Linked DNA regions of Mus musculus: region 2 is linked to region 1. A link is a loop called in an ENCODE intact Hi-C map of the cell type or tissue named here. Cell type or tissue: left cerebral cortex. All regions are shown on one strand. Links, peaks and the distances in the headings refer to the core of each region. The heading gives the core; the rest is flanking DNA.

Region 1 (7,910 bases), core at 1,653-6,652:
TATGGAAAATTCATAGAATATATCTTAAATAAATGAATATTGAAAGGTGATTTATTAGATCCACTTACAGAATATTGTCTGGGTTATCCAATAAAGGCTGTCTTTTTCAAGAGAAAATGAGAAACTAGTAGCAGCTCACTCCACGAGGATAGGTCCCTCAGCAGTCCAAATCTATTGTAAAAGGCTAAAGCCTACATGTATATATTCTTATCTTCAATCCACATTAGAAACCCTAAGCATCATTATCCTGATGCTACTGAGGAGTGTTAGTGCAGCAATATAATCAATAGAGTAGGGAACATTCTGGAAAGAGTGAAGGCAAGGAGGTATTGCTTTCCTTTTCTCCTTGTACTGGCTGCTAGCAGAACCTACAGCCCACATGGAGCATGGTTATTCTTGCCCTAAGAACCATTCAATCCCCACCCCAACCTATGGCCGAGAACTTAACTTGAAATTGATTTCCTATCAAGTCCAGTTGACAACAAAATTATTCAACATAACACCATCCCTTGAGAATTAGATATCCAATCACATCTCTTTGCTGTGCATTATTTCCAAATAACAGCAACAATATCATAATACTGACTAACATAACAAAACTTTCCCTTAGACAACTGAAAACAACTTGTTTTTCCATAATAAAAGACAATGTTTTCTTGAGGAAATTTTAGGCTTTTAGTATCCTATAACTTATATATGAATGTGTAGATTTCTTACACTTAGTCAGTGATAGCTAATATAGGTTGTGTTACATGAGACATAGAAAGCAAATATCTATTTAGACTGTGTATATCTGTATACAGACATTCTTAAGAGAAACATTTACAGTGCCTATTTATGCTACTGTGTAATTTTACTTAGAACAATAAATTCTAGATGACTAAGTTAGAACCAGATGGAACTCTATATTATATTGTCCCTCATTTTTCTCTTTTAATTACCTGATATTTTAAAAAATTTAACAATATCCTAAAATACATAATTCAAAATTATATAAACATAATGACTTTCCTCACTGATATACACCTTCCTTCCTTTCCTTCTGGACTAACCCATCTCTTAATTAAATTCTCTCTCTCTCTCTCTCTCTCTCTCTCTCTCTCTCTTTCTCTCTCTGTCTTTCTCCCTCTGTGTGTCTGTGTACAGGTATTGTTAAGATATCAATATCTTCTGTGTTAGAGATGGCACTGATAACATCATATCCTTATATCCAGAAGACAGTATTTTTGTAGAATTTCTATCCTCTCTTATAACATTTACTCTCCATTTTGTGTAATGTTTACTGGGTTCCAAGTGGGTGTTCCGGATGCCCTACATAGAGCTAAGAACTCCAATATCATATTAATTACTTTTCAATTGATTTGATAAACAAACATGACCAAATCAAATTAAGGGACACATGATTTATTTAAGCTTATGGATTCAAAGTTATAGAGTCTATCATGACAGGAAAAGCATAGCATATTGTCATGAGCAAGAATCTAACTGGTCATATTTTATTTGCACACAGAATACATGAAGGAAGGAAACACAAATCTAGCCCTTAGTGAAATGCTTCCTCCAGCAGAGATGAGTCTCCTAGTTTCCATAGCCAAAGGGAACTAAAATTTTGCATCCTTTAGAAGACATTTCTAAAAAAAAAAAAAAACAACCATATTGTACTCCTGGAGCCCATTTATGCAGGGCTATCTTTGAGGCAGAATGCATAAAATTCAACTTCAAGTCTGCATAGACTTTAGTAGTATATAAATGCTCAATACATTTCTGAGATAAAGGAAATCTCTTTTTTTTCTTTACTTATTATAATTCTTTTATTCTCTTTCTTTCTTTCTTTCTTTCTTTCTTTCTTTTTTTTTTTTTGGTGTTCTTTATTTACATTTTAAATGTTATCCCCTCTGAAAATCCTCTATTCCCTCCCCCTCTCCCCTTGCTCCCCAACCCACCCACTCCCACTTCCTGGCCCTGGTATTCCCCTACACTGGGGCATAGAACTTTCACCGGACTGAGGGCCTCTCCTCCCATTGATGACCAACTAGGCCATTCTCTGCTACATATGCAGCTAGAGCCATGAGTCCCACCATGTGTTTTCTTTGATTGGTGGTTTAGTCCCAGAGAGCTTTGGGGTTACTGGTTAGTTAATATTGTTGTTCCTCCTATGGGGCTGCAAACCCCTTCAGCTCATTGGGTTCTTTCTTTAGCTCTTTCATTGGGGACCCTTTGATTTGTCCAATGGATGGCTGTGAGCATCCACTTCTGTATTTGTCAGGCACTGGCAGAGGCTTTCAGCAGACAGCTTTATCAGGCTCATAAGGCAATCTCTTAAGAACAATCACTGTCAAAAACAAAATAAAAGAATAAAAACAGTAAAACTCAGCAATGCAATGACAGGACACATGTAATCCACTCTAAACGAGGAGAGCAGTGATGAGAAGCATTGGACTGAAATAAGATGGATTTCGAACAAGGAAAACGCTGACTTAATGTTCACTATGTAGGACTTCAATTCCGAAGAGTTTACCATACACCGATGTGGTAACTTTTCTGCTAACAGCATACGTTTTCTTGCCTTATTTCTGCTCCTTGTCTGCATCTATCCTTGTCACACGTGTCACAGCTCTGTCATAACCAATATTGTGGGGTCTTAACTATAGGGGTGTGAAATTATGAATATATTTCTTACCTTTTTTATAACCTCACCTCAAGATTTGGTAATACATCATGAGGTCACTTTAAACTTAAGACTTCTATCCTATTGTGTCCACAGCCTGTTTGTGTACTCTACCTTTAAGAAACCAACATATCAACCTAACTTAGTTACCTTGCATGTTTGATTTAATCAACTTTTACTGCCAGAGCTACTGTATAGCCTTAAGTTATGTAACCTGTCGTGCCTCTTATTCAGAGAGATGCATATGTGTCATTCACTGATAGTAAAAAGCACTGCTATAATTGAGTATGTAAATATATATATGTGTGTGTGTGTGTGTGTGTGTGTGTGTGTGTATTTGGTATTTGCTATCTGTGTCGGTTGTAGTCAGTGACTTAACTCTATGTAAAATTCCATTAAAGATTTCTATAGAGCATCCCTAATTCCTTTTTCATGTACTGATTTTTGTGCTACTCAGTAAACACAGTTCAGACCCTTATATAGACATACATACAGGCACAATGACAGGTTCACAGAACAGCCTCTAGGTGGACACAGATTCAGACTCACGTAAGAGCCAGAGGACAGGACACAAAAGATGAAAGAAGTAGAGAATGCAAACCTGGGTCCACTCTTGGTAAAATAACCAAAGTTGAAAGTCTTTTTGTTGCTTTCTGTAATGCAGCACTGGCATGCATGCGATTGGTGATTCAAAAATTAAATGCTAGCCGGGCGTGGTGGCGCGCGCCTTTAATCCCAGCACTTGGGAGGCAGAGGCAGGTGGATTTCTGAGTTCGAGGCCAGACTGATCTACAAAGTGAGTTCCAGGACAGAGAAACCCTGTCTCAAAAAACAAAAACAAAAACAAAAACAAAAAAATAAATGTTAATATGTGTAATCGATGGATTTCAAAATGATTCAGTTTTACTGACCCAGTTTCATTCAATGTTGTCCTGAAGCCACCTCACAAAAAATCTCTGACTGCTACATGTGGGAGAAGAAAAATGACTTCCAGTCTTGTTTTTCTCATGTTCCAATCCGCACGGACATTGCCAAACTTAACTGCCTTCTTCAGATAGCCCTCATATCCACGACTTCCATAAGCAATCACTGGTGAGTTCTTTCTAGAAGCAGAAATCCCTTTCAGCTTTTTGCTATCAAAGTAGTGTTGAAACGGGTTAGACATTTGCCTTGATGGTACCTTTCCTATCTTTTTAATGCAAAGCAGTAACCTTCCTTTTGATCCTTAATCACCTTACCACCCTTAATAGTCCTAGATAATTAAAATACAATTGCATCGTTCACCTCTTCATTTTTTCCTCCTACCATTCCTCTGTCCCCTCCCTCCAATCCTTCACATGACCACCCATTTCTTTTCAACAAAGTAATGACTACTTCCTGTGTGTACATACATGTTCAATGTGTTGTATGAATAGTTAAATAAAACCTGAGTCATTTTTTGTATGTATATACTTTCAACATTGACCACTTAGACAGCTCAGCCATGAGGGCAGCTAATTCTTTCAACATTCATTAGATGCCTGTATTTCTTTGGCTAGGCATGAGATATCATGAAATTTTCCCTTCTGCATTAGCATATGTGTTGGCATTATCATCGTTCAGATCTTGTTAAGGCAGTTATTTCTAAAACATACAGTCTGACAGAAGAATTTCCTCATGTCTTATAATCTTTCCTAATCCCCTTTCCCAGCACTGGAATTCCATGAACCATGAGGAGAGGGATTTGATGAAGACATCATGTAGGACTGAGTGTTCCAAAAAAAAAAAATCTCACAATCCCTGTGCATAGTCCAGTTGTGCATTTCAGTATTAATTCCCAACTACAAGAGAAAACTTTTCTGATGAAGGCTAAGCAAGGCACTGATTTCTGAGGTTTTTGTTTTACCAGTCAGTGTACATAAAACCTTCTGCCTTCATGAATGGTAGCCAGCAGGTTGGAGGCTTCCAGCATAGTTGCACTTTGTATGCTGTATCCAAGTGTAATGTTACACCTTTTTATTCATCCATCTGTTAGTCGACATCATCCGACATGAGTGCTGTGAATATTTCTACAATTCATATGGATATGCAGGTATCTCTAGGGTATGCTAATATGAGTTTTTAAGGCACATGCCCAGAAGCAGCATAGCAGGGGCATATGGTATCTCTATTTTTGCTTTAGTAAGGAATCTCCATTCTGATTTCCATAGTGACTAGATAAATTTCCATTTAAATCAGAAGTATGTAAGTATTCCTATTTTCCATACACGCACCATTCGCTCCCATCCTCCTTGTGCTGAAATGGAACCTTAATCTATTTAAAAAAATAATAATTGCACTCAATAAACGTCAGATTAAGAGTCCTTTATGCCATTGAGAGAATCGCCAAAACACTAAAGAGTAGTGGGATATTATAAAACTAGGGAAGTGGGGAGACACCACATAGGCACAAGACGAGTGGCAAAAGTTTCACAAATTCTGTTAACAAAGGTTCTAAGGCTTTCTTTGATTGAAATAATGTATTCTATGTTGTCGAACAGTGGCCCTATGGAGACTGCAGGTCTCATCACATGCGAATATTCTGCTCTGCATGAAATAATTAGCTAGCAGCTGTTGAAGGAGTATGAAGCTGGGAATGGTGTTAGCTAAAACTTGGAAAAATGCAATCCCTTTAGGTAGTTTATTGATAAAAACTTACTGGGCAAACTGTACTAAAAAAACATGTTTGCAGAGCAACAGGTGTAGTGCTACCACAGTAAAATGTTTTTGCTCTGCTTTTCTTTCAAAGTTCAGTCTCATTCTCAAAAGGAAAAAAGAAAAAGTCTACCGAGAAATGAAATTAAGAAAGTTGAATTATTACAAAGCATAAAGAGCGAGACTATATGTGTAGTAAATTAATGCTATAATTCATCTTTTGACCACCTTATCCACGCAAGGAAAAAGCACACAGAAGTATTTATTCTATATACAAAGTGTATATGAATTTTGAATATTAAATTCTATAAAGTAACAATTGAGTTTATACATAGAAATAATAATTTTCTGATACACAGGAAAATTTTCAGAATTGGTTAGTAGGAAATTCCCTTTAAAACATTTCTATGCACGAAATTAAAGCAAAATTTGTTGGAAAACCATCTGTCAATATTAACGTCTTAATAGCCTGGGGAGTGGCTGAAACTCTCAGATGACTAGGGCACTGCTTGTGAAAACTGAACATATGGAAAATCTGTTACTCCAAACCCCATGCATACTTGGGAGATGTAGGGATGTAGGAGAAGTTCTCAACAATGTTACTTGTAATTTTTATACACTTACAAGAAGAAAATCTCATCATGATGAGATGCATATTTGAATATCACAGCGTATGGAGAAATCCTTACAAGACACAAAGGACAGAAGCTATTTTCAAGCAAAGTGTTAAAATCCATATAGCTTTTAGCATAATGGAGTGTTCACAATATAGTCGTACTAGGGATATTGTCACCTAACTAAATGTAGCATTCTACATTTACTAGCATTGGCATAGATCAATGCTACAAACTCAATATTAGGCACAAGTCAGATACAAAGAAAGCAATGCTGAATGACAACACATGGGACATCAAGCTAGGCAGTTTCTAATGGCAATCAGTTTTAAAAGGGAAAGACAAAAATGGTGACTAGCAGGTCAAAGAAGAAAAGGTCTGGGTGTCCAACCTGCAAAATTTATTAGTGCAATTGTAGTACAAACTTGGGCGAGTAACCAATTGATACCTGATTTGCAAATGAAAATATTAATTTTATATCAGGGCGTGGCATTGGGGAAACAAATGACTCTTAAGGTAGGTGCTATGTCTAAAAGTATACAGTGAACAGAAAACAAACTCAGTGGTATCTTGGGAGGTTCTTTATCTCTTAATGTTCTGTAAGGGCATTTTTTATTTCTTTTTTAACACAACAGCAGTTCCTTTGTATATATTTTTTGGCTTCCATTTTTGCGTTTTCATGGTATTCCTGTAAATGCAAACACAGAAACGTTTATGTCTCTGTATCTATTACTGTGTTTCTTGTGCATTTTTTCTGGTCCATTTTCTTCTGTTTGTTTGTTTTTCTTATTCTGATTGGTTTTGTTTTATCTTGTTATAATTTTTTTTTATTTTATCACTGACAAGAGACAGAGAAGGGATGGAAGTTGATGGAAGTGGACGTGCTGAGAAAATGGGAGGATGCAGGATGAGGGGAAACAGTGTGTGCTAGTTTGAATAGGTATACTACCCTAGACTCATGTGTCTGAATGCTTGGACCATAGGAAGTGGCACTACTAGGAGGCATGGTCTTGTTGAAGTAGGTGTGGTTGTGCTGGAGAAAGTATATCACTGTGAGAGTGGGCTTTGAGGTCTCAAGAGACACACAGTGTGTACACATTCTTCTGTTGCCTGCCAATAAAGACGTAGAACTCTGGGCTCCTCTAGCACTAGGTCTGCCTGCATGCTGCAATGCTTCCCACCATGATGATAATAGACTAAATCTAAAACTCTGACACCATAAACCAGCCCCAATTTAGTGTTTTATTTTCTAATAGCTGCCATGGTCATGGTGTCTCTTCATTGCAATGGAACCCAGAAGCAAAGACACAGAAATTACAGTATAATATATGAAAATAATCTAGTTACTGTAAAATAAAAATAAAATATTCAATGCAGCACAATCAAAATTTTAATACAATTATTCAGAGATAAAGAAAAAAAAAAGAAATATGATTGTTTACATTGAGGCCCAGAAGGTCAAGAATAATGGAAGTGATACTGAATGCACAATGCTGAGCACCGTGAAAGAGATCATTTTATCGAATTTTAAGTTATACTACAAGGTCATAATTATCAAGACAGAATGACACTGGCAAATCCAGAGAAACATTGATCAATGTAATATAATGGCACACCCAGATATAGAACCATGCAACAACATTTACCTTAAGTTACCTTATTTTTAACCAATATGCTATCTTTGACACTGGTTGTGCAGAAAATGAGAATAACTAATTAAATGGGATATCACAAAATTAAGATCTGTACAACAAATATTAAGATCTGTACAGCAATAAAACCCCAAAACAAAAAAGAAAACAAAACCAAAACAGCAACAACAACAACAACAACATCAAAAACAGTGATAATCAAGAGCTTACAGGGACTAAACCAACAACCAAAGAATAAAAGTGGAAAGACCCATGGCTCCAGCTCTATATGTAGCAGAGCATTGCCTTGTCTGGAGTCAATGG
Region 2 (7,910 bases), core at 1,621-6,620, 240 kb after region 1:
ACTAATTTGATTGCTTAATAATTATAAAATGCATTTTATTAAAATCTAATTATACACCTATAAAGGAAATCAAACTATAAGCAACCATTTTTTATTTGCACACATTTGCATTTAATATTTAATATTAATGAATTGACAGTTAAGGTACTCTTTAAAATGCTGAAATGGAATTACTAAAAAAGTAATTCATCATATCTTGATTTACATTTAATTATATTTTCTAAACTTTAATTTTAAATGTCACAGATGCAGATATGGACTGATTATATATTATCAAAAAACACATGTCAAAACCTAAATGCTCTCAGAGATGGCAGTCAATAACGAGGCAAAATAAAAATAGTCTTTTAAAACAATATCTCACATAAAAGAAACTTGAAAGGTATTATAAAATTGTGTTATTGTACTTTATGATGCTATTTTTATTATTCTCATGTTATCATTACCTCTTGTGAAATAAATAAATAATATGATTATTCTTCTTTTTGGTATGAACAAGCAGTATTATCCTTTAAGTAATGCACACCTGGCTATATTTAGAAAATATTTAAGCAAAATACACTGAAAGGAAGATAAGCCTAACCTCTTTCTATTATAAGATATTGTATATTCTATTTATAAGATATTATATATTTTATTAAAAACAACTTAGGTTTGAGTACTTGAATACAGTATTAACTTTGTAGAGATAATATTCAGATATAATAAGTTCAGAACATTCCATTATTTACACTCTTGTTTTATGTATTCTGATATGTTTTGTGTGCTGAAAACCTTTGTTGGGAAAATGAATGTTGACGACTCAGAACCTGAAATGTGGTGTGTCACAAAAAGCACACGGTAGGCACTTTAAAGAATATTAGTGTTCGTTTCACTGAAATGTTATACGTAATGAGTGGACTACATAAACTCATTTTTTAAAAATGACTAAATATACATAGCTTTCTCATGACGAAGCCTGGAGCAGACATCACAGAAGATATCCTCATGTATTGCCTTGCTCTCTGTCTACTTCCTTAATAAAACATTGCCACAAATGCCATTTAAGTGTTACGCAATATTTTGCCTCACAGTTCACTGTAGGAGGAGCTCAAAGGCAGGAGTCTGAAGCATTAGCCACATAACATCTTCAGGAAAGCTGCAGAGAACAATGAATAAAGGCATGCCTAACTAGTTTAGTTTCTCTGTCTCACTCTGTAATCCCACCCACCATTACAATGGGAATACTGCGATCCCAGTAGGGTAGTTATTCCACCTCAGTTAATGCAATCTTCGTAATCTCTCATGGCCATGCCTCAAATTCCAATTCTACATACTTCAGTGGAAAATTAACACTAACCATCATGCAGGCAGGGACATTTGTTCCCTTGAAAGACTACAGAACTATGCTCTAGAAATATCATTGGGATTTAAGTATTTGCTTAATCTCTCATTGGTAATCATTCTTTAGTTTTTTGTTGCTGTTGTTGTTTTTGTTTTTGGTTAATTTCATCTAATTGTTTATGTTGAAAGATGATCTTACTGTGTAGCTCTGGATGGCCTGAAACTTGTTCTTTAGATTAGACTGTTCATTTGTTTGTTGGTTGGTTGGTTGGTTTGGTTTGGTTTTTACATTAGATATTTCCTTTATTTACATTTTAAATGTTATCCCCTTTCCTGGTTTCCTCTCAGAAAACACCTTATTCCCCCCCCCTCCTCCTGCTCACCAACCCACCCACTCCTGCTTCCTGGCCCAGGCATTCCCCTGTACTAGAGCATAGATCCTTCAGAGGACCAAGGGCCTCTCCTCCCATTGATGACCAAATAGGCCATTCTCTGCTCCATATGCAGCTAGAGACATGAGTCCCACCATGTGTTTTCTTTGGTTGGTGGTTTAGTCATAGGGAGCTCTGGGGGTACTGGTTAGTTCATATTGTTGTTCCACCTATAGGGCTGCTGACCCCTTCAGCTTCCTGGGTACTTTCTGTAGCTCCTTCATTGGGGACCCTGTGTTCTGTCTAATGAATGACTGTGAGTATCCACTTCTGTATTTGTCAGGCACTGGGAGAGCCTCTCAGGAGACAGCTATATCTGGTTCCTGTCAGCAAGCTCTTGTTGGCATCCACAATAGTGTCTGGGTTTGGTGGTTGTTTATGGGATAGATACCCAGGTGGGGCAGTCTCTGGATGGTCATTCCTTCAGTCTCTGCTCCACACTTGGTCTCTGTAACTCCTTCCATGGGTATTTTGTTTCTCCGTCTAAGAAGGATCGAAGTATTCACACTTTGGTCTTCCTTATTCTTGAGTTTCATGTGTTTTGGGAATTATATCTGGCATATTCTGAGCCTCTGCAAATGGATGGATCTGGAGGTTATCATCCTGAGTGAGGTAACCCAATCACAAAAGAACACACATGGTATGCACTCACTGAGAAGATTAGGCTGTTCTTAAACACACAGAGACTTTTTGCCTCTACCTTCTGCAGTGATGGGATGAAAGGCAGGCTCCATCATGAAACAGCAAAATCAATCTTTCTTTCTTTCCTTCCTTCTTTCTTGCTTTCTTGCTTATTAATAGTGTCTTTGCATCTTTTCTTGTTAGATGTTCTACATCTGATATAAAATATCTCCTATTTTATTTATTGTACATAACATTTTACAATATGACATTTACAAGTATGAAATTAGTTGACTATAACATACTTTTTTATGTATAGGAATCTTGATATTTTATGCATAGTGGATATATAATATGTAAATAAGTATAATATAATAAAGCATTCTAAATCATCCCAAATTTCTCCACATATTTTTAAATATCCAAGTAATGTTAGTTTCTAAATATTTTTATTTACTTAAAACCCATACTCAGACTGAGCTTTGGAGAACTGAGTTTCATTCATAAACATAAACTTCCACATGACGATTTGAGTTTATATGCAAATCACTTAAAGCAATTGAAATTCCAAATTTAAATTCTTCAATTGTATTTGTTAAATTTCCTGTGGTCAATTCCCATCTATGCATACAGGCTACTTCCAACCTTTATAAGTACTCCCAATGACACATTAAAAAGATCTTTTGGTCAGCATTGTCTATACTTGGCATACTTAAATCATACTCTCATTGTTTTTTAGCGGAGTAACATTGACTGGACAGTTTACATTTTCTAGTCTTCTGATTCCTTGTGTGTGGTGTTGTGTTGTCAACCTTTAATATATTTCTTCATGTTATGTTGTCCTCAACCATAAAATTATTTTTGTAACTACTCTATAACTATAGTATTACTACTGTTATAAATTATACTGTAAATATATGTGTTTTATGATGGTGTTAGCAACACTGTGAAAGGCTCATTCCATCCTATGGTGCCATGAGTCTCAGGTTGAGCACGACTAGTATAGAATAATAGAAATACTAGTGCCTGTATGAAGGATTGGCAATCAGAACAATCATTACACATTAAATATTTTGTGGTGAGATTTAAATTGAGAAGGGAATGGTCAGTTTGACAACTGTTAGAACATAGATCAAAATTAAATTCCAGGACAAATTTTTCAATAATATTCACAAATTTAGTCTTAATAGTAAATATTCCATGGAGTCAAGCTATCATCTCACTCAGCTTACTCAGAAGTTGAACCAAAATGTTTAGTTAGCAGACAGCCTCATGGGACAAGAATTGGACTGTAACTTCAAACTTCACTAATTTTTGAACTGCTTAACACCTTGAAAAAAATCCATATACATTAGTGCTGGTGGTTCCTGTCAATCTGAGAAGATACAGAAATACCATGAACAGAATCTTCTCTGCATGTTTGTGTCTGGGCATTTCTACATAGTTTGTGAAGTGAGAAGAAACAACTTAAATGTAGTTGTGAACATTCCATGCATTGGATATGCAGTCCACTGGAAGGAAATGAGAAAGCCAACAGAACAACAACTCCTAGTACCCTTTGCTTTCTGACTCTGAATGTTATTTTCAGGGCTGTGTTAAGCTGCTACACTGTATCCTGGAACTGTGAGTTAAAGTAAAACCCATTTTGTTTCTATTGCTTTTGTAGGGTATTTTGTCCTAACAGGAAAAAGAACTATGTATCTAAGTCATCACAAAAGATTCATTTCCCTTTGATGGCACACCCACAGCTTTCCTATGCCAGAACTTCCCAAGCAAGGCATATTTGTAGCCTCTGTGTTGATGCCATAAGGCTTCACAACTTTTCTGTTTTCCTTTGAGGCTCTGCCAAGAGACAAATGATAGTAGCTGTATCTTTTGCTATAGCTGTCTTTGAATAAATTGTTCTTTCTTGTTTTTGTTTGGGTAGCACTGATATATTGTCATAGTTTTTGCAGACATTTCATTGCTTCACATTGTATACTGCCTGATTCTGTTGACATACGCTGTCAGCTCCTTGAGCATCATTATCTTCAGTTTATTTATGATAATCTAGTGTCATCACTAGATCTGAAATTTCACATTGGGTTCACTTCCCTGGATATGTGTTTATATTTTAGTAAATGTATTTTGTTATAAGTTCCCTGCATTTGACATTGCTCATGGATTCAGAATATATATTTTCACATTGTTTTGCTGTAATTTGTATTTTTTAAAATATTTTGCTGACTAAAAGTCTTGCTTGATATAGGAAGAGAAGTTAGCATGCAACATAGTAGTGAGCCTTTTGTTCCCTGCCAGCATCACAGACTGTTGATTTTGTAATTCTTATGGAATCAGCACTTGCTTGTACAAATTTTGCTTTTGGTCATCAATAAATCTCGACAAGTTCTCCTTCTATCTCAATTTTCTTTCTTTTGGGAGCTTGGCTTTTCTCCAGAGAGATCATTCTCTCTGGTTGTGCACCTGTTCGGGAGAGTAGACTATTGATTCTATGTTCTGTGGAATGTAACCAGTAAGTTGGGAGCCCAAGACCAAAAATCACAAGAATTACGTTATCATTAATCATTGCAAGATATCCTGGTGTTTTTCCAACTATTCATCCATTCGTTTCCAAGAAAACCACCTACTTCTCACATGCACTTTCGCTGTAATCATGATTGGTTTGTCATCCTTCTTACTGGCAGATGGTGACTAAGGATGACTTGGGATTTGAGTGGACTCCATAGACAGAACTGGATTTGGATAAAAGTGATTATTTGAAATCACATTTCTCTGATCCAATGGGCAGCATTGTTAGTTGATAGGAAAAATACCTCAAGCCAAATTCTGAATTAATTATTACTTTGTTAAAACATCCTCAGGTCATAACTAATGAGCAATTTAACAAAATTAAGTAACATGCATTCCAGAAAGTCCTTTCTTCTAGAGCTAAGTTCCCTCTTTATACCTAGATATTCTTGCAGCCTTCTAATTACAGTCTTTCTCCAGCTGTCAACTGCTCCATCTTGCCAAAACCTCCCACAATTGTCAAAAATCTTTTCCCAAATTTGAAAATGCCAGTTTATTCTTAATGCAAATTTTTCATATGACAAGTACATATGTATGTACATATTTTAAATGTTGCACTTCAGTTGGGTTAGGTATCATAAATAAACATTACTTTAAACCAAGGAAGGCAGTCAGTTTTATTGAGGATTTCAGAATTACATTAGTATTGTGACACACAACCTGACATAAGACAATGTGCATACTTCTTAGCATTGCAAATCATGACTATGGTAAATTTTCATGGAAATTGAGACCAATTGGACAGACCTGGAAATAAAACTGACAATGATTTCCTTTCAGTATTAACCTCTGGGTCAAAAAAAAATCTAGAAAATTAGGGAAAAGCTTCTCAAGAGACAAATGTAAAACATATGAAACTTAAGTCCTAACTACTGAAGTCACTGGGCACTTTGGTCATAGCTCTAAGAGGTTTCCTGGACATTTGACCCAAAGCTTCTGCTCTGAATACTACATGTTATAGCACAGAACAGCGTTATTAATGCTCCCAATGGAAACAATCAATAGTCCTACACAGTTGTGATGCTTATGAATAATTATAACAATGACCAGCATTTCAAAATATCCCTAGAGAAGTCACTTTTATTTTTTGTAAACAACAGCTGAATAATTGTCATTAAAGCCCTTCAACAGGAAAAAGTGGGGTGGAAGGATGTATAGGATGTGAAACAGTCAGAAGGTGGACTGGGGGTGGAATAAAATCTGGAGTGAAGAAAGAAAGAAGGAAAGAAAGAAAGAAAGAAAGAAAGAAAGGAAGGAAGGAAGGAAGGAAGGAAGGAAGAAAGAAAGAAAGAAAGAAAGAAAGAAAGAAAGAAAGAAAGAAAGAAAGAAAGGGAAGGGAAGGAAAGGAAAGGACAGAAAAGAAAAGAAAAGAAAAGAAAAGAAAAGAAAAGAAAAGAAAAAAAAGAAAGAAATTTAAGAAATGCATAGCACAACAGACAATGGACTGATCAGCCCCAATTTTAAGTACAAAACAAAAGTTGTGCACATAAGGCTCAGGACACATGGTAAAAGAGTAGGGGAATGATTGCATAGGCTAGAGTAATAGAAGTTTTGCTTGAAGATTGACTTGTATATATGACAAGAAAGCTACACTTTGGAAATCTCAATAATATGATTACCTAAGCTCTACCCAAACAATGACACTACCTGGTGAAATAAAACATGGATGGAGAAATCTCACAGGGTTCCACCCCTGGTTGAAGAAATACAGACAATACATGACTTCTAATAGAACAAAAATTAGTTTTCACATTGATGAGTACCTAACTGGTTATCTGATACCACATTATTAATTTTTAAAACATGTAAGTACAAACAACAAACCATCTCACTGAATTCATAAAGAGACCTTGAATCTGAATGTGTTTGTGGAAGCAACATGAGAAGGGGCTGTAGAAAGAAAAGGGGAAATGGGGTAAATACTGCAGATACATGAAATTTTAAAAATAAATTATAAAACAATATTAGGTGGTTAACACAAAAAGACAAGAAGAAATTTTAGGAATAAAATATGAGTTTGACAATAGTTATGAATAAAATAATGTGTAATATACTTGATAGTTCTTCTGACTCATTTTTCATAGCTACAACAGAGAATAGGAAATCCAATCAAAATAATAAATACTGTTATTAATTAAGAAATCAGGGATGCATTTGATCTATGCTTGCATAAAACTTGTATCGATAAAACCCCAAAAAGCATTCTACTTGAAAAGCATAGCTAAGGTAGTAAAGGTATTTAAAATTTTTCTATCAAAATTGTATTTCTATCAATGACAATTATAAACATAAATGATAATTAAAAATATTAAGAGAATAAGTTGAGATATAAAGGACAGGATGCCACTAGTCTCTCCTTAAAACCGTCAGGTCGATCCCCATCCCCCTGTAACTTCTCACTTACATATAGTGCATTCTAATAACTGATTTCAAAATAAGAATTTTTTTGATGGACACTAGAGAGCCAAGCTATGGCAATAATCTTGAAGATTTTCTGATACATTTGGGAACTGCTTTTGATATATTAAATCCCACCATCTATGTTCGATATCTTTCATGGTGTCAACACATCATTCAACTTGTAACTTCAAACATCACACATATTTTGCTTCAAGCTCTTATTCATAATTGTGTTCTTAACTGAAAAAAAAGTCCTTCAAGCTTTGAGGCATACTGCTCAAGTTTGTTTGAGAGATTTATTTTGTAAATGAAGTAACAATAAATGTGCAGCAAAGGGATCTGGTTTGAAGGGTAAGGTGGCTCTTGGAAATGATGAAGTTAGATTTGATTTCTTTGATGTATACCAAACACGAAACTTCACACTGATATTTCCCAGACCAAAGGCTCTATTGATGTAGGCAGAATAACTATAGAAAGCTCTTTAAAATGTAAGGAATGATTTTAATTTGTATTTGAAAAACTAAATCTAAAGATCATGGTTGAAGCCATTTAAGCACCTTCTCTTCT

The links. Hi-C counts contacts between places; a loop is a spot of excess contacts. Peaks named below come from ENCODE experiments on the same cell type or tissue, not always from the same donor. Only the 100,000 strongest peaks of a DNase experiment are listed, where the experiment ranks them.
Region 2: it touches region 1 in a loop (2.7-fold over the local background); 2 of 42 quality-filtered maps call a loop at or near these places.

Annotation. Positions count from the first base shown.
Region 1 is chr14:112,225,960-112,233,869 of GRCm38, forward strand. No RefSeq gene overlaps it. Among named protein-coding and RNA genes, the nearest start is that of Gm41243, 490 kb to the right of the region's middle. In left cerebral cortex, for the core only: no CTCF peak of the experiment used is centred there; a DNase peak (open chromatin) is centred at 4,682.
Region 2 is chr14:112,461,131-112,469,040 of GRCm38, forward strand. No RefSeq gene overlaps it. Among named protein-coding and RNA genes, the nearest start is that of Gm41243, 260 kb to the right of the region's middle. In left cerebral cortex, for the core only: no CTCF peak of the experiment used is centred there; DNase peaks (open chromatin) are centred at 4,147, 5,077 and 5,392.